Regions from separate parts of the Mus musculus genome. Here region 2 is linked to region 1. The links are chromatin contacts, found by POLR2A ChIA-PET in ENCODE. All regions are on one chromosome and are shown on one strand. The core of a region is the stretch at or near the end of the contact, and the rest is flanking DNA. Distances in the headings are between cores, read along the strand shown. Region 1 holds the start of 4833438C02Rik (RIKEN cDNA 4833438C02 gene). Region 2 holds the start of Sufu (SUFU negative regulator of hedgehog signaling).

The links. ChIA-PET counts read pairs that join two places held with the same protein, here RNA polymerase II (POLR2A).
Region 2: POLR2A ChIA-PET joins it to region 1 with 10 read pairs in Patski. The contact joins the promoter of Sufu here to the promoter of 4833438C02Rik in region 1. POLR2A ChIA-PET finds 5 or more read pairs at or near these places in 3 of 5 experiments (Patski and embryonic stem cell).

The regions. Positions count from the first base shown.
Region 1 is chr19:46,303,205-46,307,928 of GRCm38, reverse strand. It overlaps 4833438C02Rik (RIKEN cDNA 4833438C02 gene), which reads left to right and starts at 2,300. Exons shown (of 3, transcript NR_152248.1): 1 at 2,300-2,567; 2 at 2,738-2,821; 3 at 3,079-4,344. It overlaps Nfkb2 (nuclear factor of kappa light polypeptide gene enhancer in B cells 2, p49/p100), which reads right to left and starts at 2,234. Exons shown (of 22, transcript NM_019408.3): 1 at 1,905-2,234; 2 at 1,565-1,646; 3 at 1,403-1,443; 4 at 1,060-1,158; 5 at 836-987; 6 at 459-565; 7 at 211-369. The coding sequence starts at 1,925.
Region 2 is chr19:46,394,221-46,398,944 of GRCm38, reverse strand. It overlaps Sufu (SUFU negative regulator of hedgehog signaling), which reads right to left and starts at 2,049. Exons shown (of 12, transcript NM_001025391.2): 1 at 1,661-2,049. The coding sequence starts at 1,842. Actr1a (ARP1 actin-related protein 1A, centractin alpha) reads left to right here and starts at 3,204. Exons shown (of 11, transcript NM_016860.2): 1 at 3,204-3,315. The coding sequence starts at 3,268.

The DNA.
Region 1 (4,724 bases), core at 1,051-3,550:
ACATTGATGGGATCGGAGGCTCGGTGGGGTCATTATCAAACTTCAGGAAATGCAGTATTCACATTTACCACTCAGAAGCAACACTCAGATGTTCTGACTACCGAGCACTCACCACCCCACACGTGGCAGGGCCAGGTTCAGACCCATAGCTGGAAGGTATCTCAAGCGCTCTTTTGGGAATGCATGCTTGGCCCCCTGCAGAATACTCACTGCTGTCATGGATGGGCTGGGAGATCACAGGCTTCAGGGGCAAGGAGAAGGAGCCATCGCTAGCTCGAAGGAAAGCTGAGAAGCGCAGCCGTACAATGCTCAGATCCATGACTTTCTTCAGCTCCTTGGCCTCCTGCTCTAGCTCCCGCCGCTCAGCCTCTGGATGGACAATGTGGGTGGTGTGAGCTCTGGGCTGCTCTTCCCGGCTCCTCTAGGAACACCTCTCGGAACACCTTTTGTTACCATACCTGTAAGGCCCTGAGGCTTGGAGCGGAGACGCTGCCTCTGAAGTTTCTGGATCATAATCTCCATCATGTTCTTCTTGGTTACATGCAGGACACCCAGATTATTAAATCTGGAGAGGACAAGGAGGAGGCTTTGTCCTCTTTGACCATGAGGCTCTTTCCTCCTGAGGCACCTCCACCCCCACGCTCCACCCCCCATGGTCAGGCTCATCCTGGCTCTGTTCTCCAAGGAAACTGCTCTTTATAGTTGAGCTCTGAGGTTCCTGGGCCAAAGTAAATCTTCCCACTTTGTGTGCTAGTCACACAGGTGGCCTGAGATGAGACCTAAGGCTGGCAGGCAATGAGCATCCCACTGGGGGCCAGGGGCCAGGGCCACCTACTGAGCAGTCATGTCCTTGGGTCCTACAGACACAGCGCACACTCCCAACTCTGAACACTGCTTGCCCACCAGACTGTGGGCATGCGCACGAGGTGGGTCACTGTGTGTCACCAGGTCCACCTCAATCTTGGCCGGTCCCTCATAGTTACAGATCTGAGAATGGCAAAGGATAGTCAGTAGTTGCCCCATACACCATCCCTACCCTCCGGTGTCATCTGAGCTCACCTTGACAGTAGGATAGGTCTTCCGGCCCTTCTCACTGGAGGCACCTGGCAAACCTCCATGGGAGGGGCCTTCACAGCCATATCGAAATCTGAAGCCTCGCTGAAGGTTCCATAGCAGAGACATTGTGATCAGGAGAGGCAACCCCCCCCCCCCCCCCGTCATCCCCACAAGGCAACCACTAGCCATCACTGACCACAGTGACCAAAAGTGTACCTCCTTCTCATAAGCCCCCAACATATCAGCAGCAAGCTATTTAATCTGATCAGTAGGTATAACTACCCTCCCCCCCCCCGCCCCACCTTTTCCCCAAAGGTGAAGCCACCACTCTCTGTCACTCACTCACCTGTTTGGGCTGTTCCACAATCACCAGATAGGGGCCATCAGCTGGAAATAGAGGGGCCTTGCTGAGCCAGGATCTCTGAGACCATCCCTCAGTGGGGCCTCCAGGGGACATGCTCACTCTCCTCTAGGTTCTGAGATACTGCGAGGCCAAAGACTTACTGACCTGTCTCAGGGGCTGGATCCTTAGGCTCCACGATGGAGGGGCTGAATTCAAAATCATCATATTCGGGGATGCCATCCAGGCCCTGCGTTATAGACAGAGAAGGTGGCAGCTGAATCAAGGGTCCCCCCAACCACCCCCTCCCAAGCCCTCTGCAGTCACTCCCTGGACTCCTCCTCAAGCTATGAGGAAGCTCATTTCTGGGCAGGGTTTGCAGACAGCACAGACTGGCAGACTAAGACAATTTGAAGACAGTGCAGAAGTAGGGGAGTGGAGGAGCGTCCAATTGACAAGCAGACACAGAGGGCACCCGCCGCCCTCAGGGTCAGGCAGTGTGACTCACTGGATCGTAGCAATTGTCCATATCTCTGGGCTAGGCCCTGCTGTGTCTTGCGGCTTCGGGCCCCGGTTCAGCTTTCCAGAGTTTCGGACGCCCGCCTAAGGTGAAGAGAGGCGTGGGAGGGGGAAGAGTGAAAGATATCAGGATAGGGGTGGGCAGGGGGAGAGGGATGGGTAGGGGAGGGGGGCTCAGATCTGGGGGAGGGTCCGATCTCCTCCAGCCGCCCGTCCGGGCGTGGCGGGTAAGATCCGGTGGAGGTCGAGATCCGGAGCGGGGCTGGCCCGGGAAAGGGGCAGAAAGTTAGTGCTGCTTAGGAAAGTCCCGAAAATACCAGGGGGAGGCGGAGCCGGAGGGGGCGGGCCTGGAAATGACGCCGGGGCCACGCCCCCGCAGCGGGAGGGGCGGGAGGCCCAGGCGGTTCCTGGTTCCCGGGCAGCCTCTGTAGCCCCTGGGGCTCAGTCGGGGCCTAGCCGCCTCGCCCCCTCTCCGCAGCCTGGAGCAAACTTGGGATTTTCAGCCAGCGTGGAGGACACGGCTGATTCACCCAGGGGCTTTTGTGGGGACATTCCTGCCGTCGGAGGCCCCTTTTCCGAATGGCCCGTAGGCGGGGGTTCTTCCAGTGGGGCCTCCGGGGCTCTGACCAGAGAATATGATTCGGGCCTCAGGGTGTGTGTGGGGGGGAGGAGTTTCCCCCTCCACGGTCTCTAGCGATTCCGTCTTAGCTTCCCGGATTCTCCCGCTGCACCTGCTCCCGGTGGCCGGTCAAACGGGAGCATCCCGCCCTCCCTGGCGACTCCAATCCCAAAGCCAGTGTAACGCGCATGTGTCCGTTGCAGGAATATGCGTTTCAGCCCTAATGTCTTGTGTGCCGGGTGAGTGGTGGCATCATGGCACGTGCAAGTGAACGTTCATCCACACAGGTGAGTCCTTGTACTGCCCAGTGTGGGCACACGTCCGTGCACGTCTGGATGTCCGTGCGCAGGCGCCGGTGCACGGGTGCGCTGTGAGTGCGTGTGCGGGGCTCACACCGGCCGGCTGTGCACAGGCAAGCTAAGGGCAGGCAGACGTGTCGCTGATGTGTAGCAAAGTGTCCTGTTCCTGTGCGCGCTCACTGGAGGTGGCGTCCAGCCCCAGCCTGTCATCTAAAGTCCTCCTTCCCTCCCTCTCCATTCCCTAGACACTCAGGGATCTGAACCCGGCCACTCACCGTGGTGGCGGCTCTGGTTCCGACTTCTTTCCGAGCCCTTCCCCGGACCGGTCGTTGCTCCTCTCCAGCCAAAGGGCTCCAGCCGGGAAAGCCCCTTTCGGCCCCCCGAGGGGGGGAATTCCCGTGACGATCCCGTGCGTCACTCCCCATGCCCTTTTTTATTGGTTGAAAGTTTAACTCCAGGACTCTTGTAGCCAACCCGGAGCAACGCAGGCGCGCCCCTTTCGGGGAAGGCTCGCCCAGGACTGGCCGCGGGGTGTCACCCAGCTCCAGTTCTGCTAGGGACCAGCGAGGCGGGACGACGGACCCAGCGCAGGGCGCGGCTCAGATCTCTGCACTCTTCCAGGCTTGCCCGGGACCGTTACGGAGTCCAGTGGGCCACTTGGCTCTTGCTGTGCCCAGAGGTTGGCTATCTCTGAGACACAGGAAACCGGGTCAGTCCCAACACTCCAGTAACCCTCCCAGAGAGGGACCTCCTAGCTGGGAAGGGGAAGAGGAAGGAGTCAGATCTTGCGGTCAGCTCCAGATCGCCATCTAGCGGCCTTTCTGGAGCCGCAAGGAAACTCTGGGGTCAACTGTCTTAGTTTCCGGGCTTCAGGAAGAGACAACTGATGTTTATTCTGTAAGTGGCGGGTTCACAAGGGCCAAGGCTTTTAGGATGACTCGTTGGAGAATCAATGTGCTGGGGGAAGAAAAGAAGAAGGAAGAGAAGAAAGATGTTTGCCTGGGAGTCTTAGGCCTCGTTCATCCACCACAGATGTCCCAACTATTTGACTTGAAAGGCATCCAACTGGGCGTGGCGAAATTCACCTGCAGTCCCAGCTTTCTTGAAACCAAGACAGATCCTAAGTTTCACACCACCCTGTCTCAACACACATGCACGCAAATCTGTCCAAAGTGCCTTTCAAACTTCCTCTTCTGTGGAAAATTGCCAGCGGTGTGCTTTGCATGGGTGAGGGCCAGCTGTTACCATCATAAAGTGGGTGGGAGGCTCTGGAGACCTCTCAGCGCCGAAGCACTCCTGCTCTTCCTGCATCCAGGAAGATTCTTCCAGGATCCACGTGGGACGGCTCACAAGTGTCCGAAACGATCACACCAGGGTCCCCTGGCTCTCTCCTCGCCTTCTGGGAGACCGAATTCAGGTGCACACCCTTCAATTCTTGACTACTCATCCCCCAAACCCCAAACCCACGTGGTGACAAATAAGAAATAAAATCATTTTAGAAAGTCTCCCTGAAAATGACATTTCGCTGCCTTCCCCCTGCATACCTCCACTGACAAGGTCAGGACAAGAGTCGCTGCCATGGGCTCTTTCTGGGCCTCTAAGTCAGCTTTCTCTGTAGGGGCTGTGTGCAGTGCATCTCTGTTCCTGAATCCTCCTCCCTTGGGTCTGGAGTGCAGCACAGGCTCTCCCTGGACTCTCCCACAACTGGCCCTGTTGTTTAGGAGGTGACTATAGACTGGTACTAGCACCAGGGGAAGGGAAAGGCATTCCTTCTTATCTCCCACCCTTATACTAAATGCTTTGACAGGAAGCACTTCAGTTTTTTGTTTTTGTTTTTGTTTTTGTTTTTTTAATTTAGGCTAGCTGCATAGATTACAGGTTGGGCCTGAAA
Region 2 (4,724 bases), core at 800-3,299, 91 kb before region 1:
AGCCTCACTGAAAGCTTATAACAGAAAGAAAATAGTATAACTACCCTTGGTCTTTGCTTCCATACCTCTAACAGGCAACTCTGTCTTGATGACCATGTAGGTGACATAAAACCAGGTGCCCCCTATTCTGCACAGGGACTTTCCCTCACACTTAAACAAGATCAGAGCAAACAGTATGGCAAGGTCAGCCCCGTTTTTCTCATGACATGGGACAAGTTCATCACAACTAATACAGAGGTGCCATTGAAATGGGTGATTAAGTTAGCAAGAGCCACTACCCACTCAGAAGCAATCTTCAAAACACTAGTCAGCCAGGAACTAGGCTGCCCTGCACAGATGCCTTGCCAGCATGGCTCCTGGCTACCCGGACAGGCTGGTCCCCAGACCCTCCTGGCTGTCAGTTTCCTTTGCATTATTATCCCAGTGACACACGGGGGGGGGGGGTAACCTCAGCTCTCTACAGCCCATCTCCCATCTCCAGAGGCAATAAGAGGATGCCACATAGGAAAAAGATTCAGCTTTAAAGGGTGTGTAACCTGCAAAGGCATCCCTCACTTCAGGACCACCATTTGCCAATACCCCAAGGCAAGGAACTTTTCAGGATCATACAATACAACGACTGCCTGCCTGAATGTGGCCACCTCTGAATCTATTTTTGGTTCAGAAAGACCACAAGGACTTGTCTCATAACACCTGTTTTGTCTGAAGGCTGACTGAAGAAACAGGATGCAAAAAAGAATAGGAGACGAGAAAGTGCCATTTCTACCCCCAAAGACAGCCAGCCCATTTGGAAACTGATCTTTTACAGGGCATCTTTAAACTTCGGCTGAAATCACGAAGACAAGACAGAATGCGCTTCTTCATTCCTCCTGCCCACTCAGGTCTCTGTCACGCACCTGGTGGCGAGCTATGATCCCCTTCAATCCCGAGCTAATGCTTGGCTCTCCCGAAACCTGTTCTTAACTAACGTCCTAAAGCTAAAGCAGCTGCAAAGCCAGAAGCAAGCTCTGCAGAGAGAAAGAGAACTGTGCAGAGTAAGCAAAAAGTTTATCTGGAAGAGCTGCTCTGTCAAACTTCAAGAGCAACAGCTTCGCACTGAATGACAGAAGCTCCTGCGCTCGGGAAGGTCCCGAAAGAAGACTGAAAGAAGGCCTCTCCTCAACTCTTCCCTCATCAAAGGCACAATGCCCTCATCTTGCTCCCTCCTAACCCACAGGGGCGTCCTGGTTCCCGGACCGCCCTAGACTACGCGGTCTTGTGCCCTCCAAAGCCCTCTCAAATGCTCTCCAGGCCCCGCCTCACTCCCCCCCCCATCCCACCCCAGCCGCCCCCTGGCTCCCCCAAGCCCACTAATGACCCACCACAGGCGCCCCCTCCTTTCTCCACGTTTACAGTTCGCTCTTACAGTCCCCCCTCCGCTTCTGTATACACCCCCAGTTCTCGGTTGTCCTAATCCGGGTTAACCCCTCACTACTCAAGGGATCCATTAACCCTTTGTCCCCATTCCCAACTTCTGTCCTAACTCCTTCCACAGCACCAGGAAGCTCCTGGTTCCCCAGTACTTAAACCGTTTTCTTCCTCCCCCTTCTGCAAATTACTTCGTCCCGGGTGTTCGAAGCTTTCCCGGCCGGACCCCGTCCTCCCGAGGCCCAGAGCATACCAGTACTTGACGATAGCGGTAACCTGGAGCGGGTTCGGCTGGTCAGGGTAGAGGCGGCGACACTCTCCGTAGATGGCGTGCAGTCCCGGGGGAAAGAGTGAAGCAAAGGCCGGAGGGGCACTAGGGCCAGAGGCCGGGGGCGCGGCGGGACCGGGGGCGACGCTAGGCCGCAGCTCCGCCATTGGGGCGCGTAGGGCGCGCGGAGAACCCGGGAGGGTAGAGGAGGGAAAGCGCCCCTATGGGCCAGCGGACCCACTGTGGATGAGACTCCCCGAGGCGATGGGGGCTACGGCGAGGTCTAACTCCGCGCCTGCGCACGAGGCTCCGTCCGCCCAAGCCGGAGCCTTCAAGACGTCGGCCAGAGGATGCTGTGGGACCGCGGGGAGCTCCAAGGGGCGGGGCGTCAGCGTGCCCTTTCCTGACACCTATTGGCTAGTGTCTTTGCCAGTCACAAGTGGGGAAGGCGTGACTTGACAATAGACTCCGCCTCCCTGCCCCTGGGTTGGGAGCGTCCCAAGGATCTTGGCCTCCCCCTAGTGTTAGGAGGAACCCAGTTTAGAACAGAGACTTGGTACCTTGAGGCGCCAGGGTCCTATGAAAGCTCTACACAACTACTAAGAAGCGCTTAATATTGTTTTACTAATACACAATTTTAAGATAAGCTTGACAACTAATTCATTAGACAGTATGTCATTATTATTAATGTTACAACTCTAATATTTCTTGGAACTATTGACAAAAAGGGTAACTCGAAATGTGCCTGGGGAAAATGCCTGGCTGTTTTAAAAAAAATTTACCTATTCTTTCTCTTCGCCTGGATGTTGTCATCCATCAAGGTCAAGAAAAATAATAAAACAATTTCTAAACCTTTAGATGATATTTTAGGCCCGTGGTTTTGTGGCATCCAACGTACAGGTATTTTTTTATAACCTCCATTGGCTTTTGCTTCATGGGTTTTGTCTTGTTTTGCTTTTTGTTTCATTTTTTTGTTTTTCGGGACAGGGTTTTTCTCTATAGCCCCTCGCTGTCCTGGAACTCTGTAAACCAGACTAGCCTCGAAAGAGGTGGGATTAAAGGCTTCCAGCACCACTCCCGGTGCTGCTGGGATATGTGTTGGGCAAGCATTCTACCACTGAGCGACAGATGTTTATTAATGGTTTGTATTGCCCAAGTGAAGGAATGGCTGAGAGATAGAACTACTCTGTAAAATTCAACCGCCCCTGAAGTACTGACAAATCCAAACCCAACTACTCACAAGTACTTCAGACTCCAAAATTTAAGAGTGTACTGGAAACCCCTTCGAAGGGATCTCAAATCCAGTCATGCAAGATAATCATCAACACTGTGGCTCTTTAATCTACAAACACTACAGACCCCACCATGTGTAGGAAATACACTGTCCAATCTCCTAAATCCGATCGGGCTGGGACCCGGTTTGGAGCGCAAGCCCTGGGGCAAAGAATGCTGGGGATTGTAGTTCCTCCGAGGCGAGGTCGGGCGGCTCCCTGGATGCCCAGTACCGGCGACTAGACTGCGCATGCGTGTCAGTGGCGTTTGCTGCGGACCGGGCTGGCAGTTCCTTCCTCGGAGGGAAAGATTCCTCTGCCATGGAGTCCTACGATGTGATCGCCAACCAGCCTGTTGTGATCGACAACGTGAGTAGCATCTTTCCTATCTTTAAAGGGACTGTGTTCTCCTCCAGGAAGGATTGTTTCCGCGGTTTCAGCCTAGGCCGCCAGCTCTTTGTCACTGGCTCGGCCTGTCAGGCGGGTTCAGCTGCCGCCGCCCGCGTCCTCCTCACATCCATAGTTTGAAGGCAGGGCGGCCAGCCAACATCCGTGTAATGGAGAATTTGAGGGTAGACAAAGGAAAGAGCTGTAGCCCGGGAAGGGTCCGTGGACCCTTGGCTCAGGGGGCCTTAACCGTTCTCTTAGAGCCCGACACCCGCCTTCGCTCTGGTTTTCCATCACTCAATTGGCTACTCTTGCTGTCTATCTTAGCCTATTGGTCCCGCCTTTGGGCCTTGCCGGATTAGAACAGCACTCCGCAGTCATTGGCTCCGGCGCTTGTCGCTCTTCCGGTCGCCATAGTGTTTCCCTTCTGTAAGGGGCGGTGCCGTGCAGTAGAGCTGTAGGGATTGGCTCGGCAACTCAGGGTGCGGAAGGCGATGGCTGGTCCACCGGTGAAAAAGGACAGTTTCCTTGGGTGTGAGCTGGAGGGGCAATTTAGTGAACTGTATCTGGGTGGGGCCGGACAAACCGGTACCAGAAATGGCCATGGGATTTCAGTTATTTTTGTGATTATAAATTATAGTTAGTCAAGGTAAAGAAGAAAGGGGGGTGACAAAGCAGGCGAGATGCTTTGATGTTTGCAGTGCCCAGGTGAGAGGCAGGGGGATTATCAGACACAGTGGTTGTCAGGTGCGCTAGCGTTTCCAGGACGCTTTGCACCAACATGCAAGTCGAAGCCTCCCAAAAAGTGAATGGTTAAGGAGGAAGTTTGCCCCTCTTTTCACAGTACGAACACGGAAGGTGGAGGTGACCAAGGTCATACAGCAATGGTGCCCCACAACTTCATCGCCTTATCTAAATGGCAATCCTTTGCTAAGCACCGCTCCACACATGCATCGATAAAGACAAATAGAAAGAACTTAAGTATTGCTTTTATGAGGAGGGACATTTGTCTTAATTTCTGAGTTTCACTCAAAGGTTTGGTCCCTCCCACACTGGTTAGAATCTTCCTACTTTCTGGGTCCCTCCCCTGAGGCAAACTACCAGTTCCCTCTGACCTAGGCTGACCTTTTCAGAGTCACTGTGATGTTCCGGCCCTCTGGGACCTGGACATGCCACTAGGTCCTTTTCTTTGTGTCGTAGGTGGATAGAGGTTGCTTTCTCCTGTTTATGCAGGAACAGGAGGATTGGGGAGGTTTTTCAAACCACCCACTTTAGGAGTTAAGGATCCAAGACTCACAAAAAAGATCCAAGACTCACACAGGAATCTGGTTCCAAGTTCTTCAAGGAAGGCGGTTTTATTTGTTGTGAATTTTTAAAAGGGAGGCTGAGGC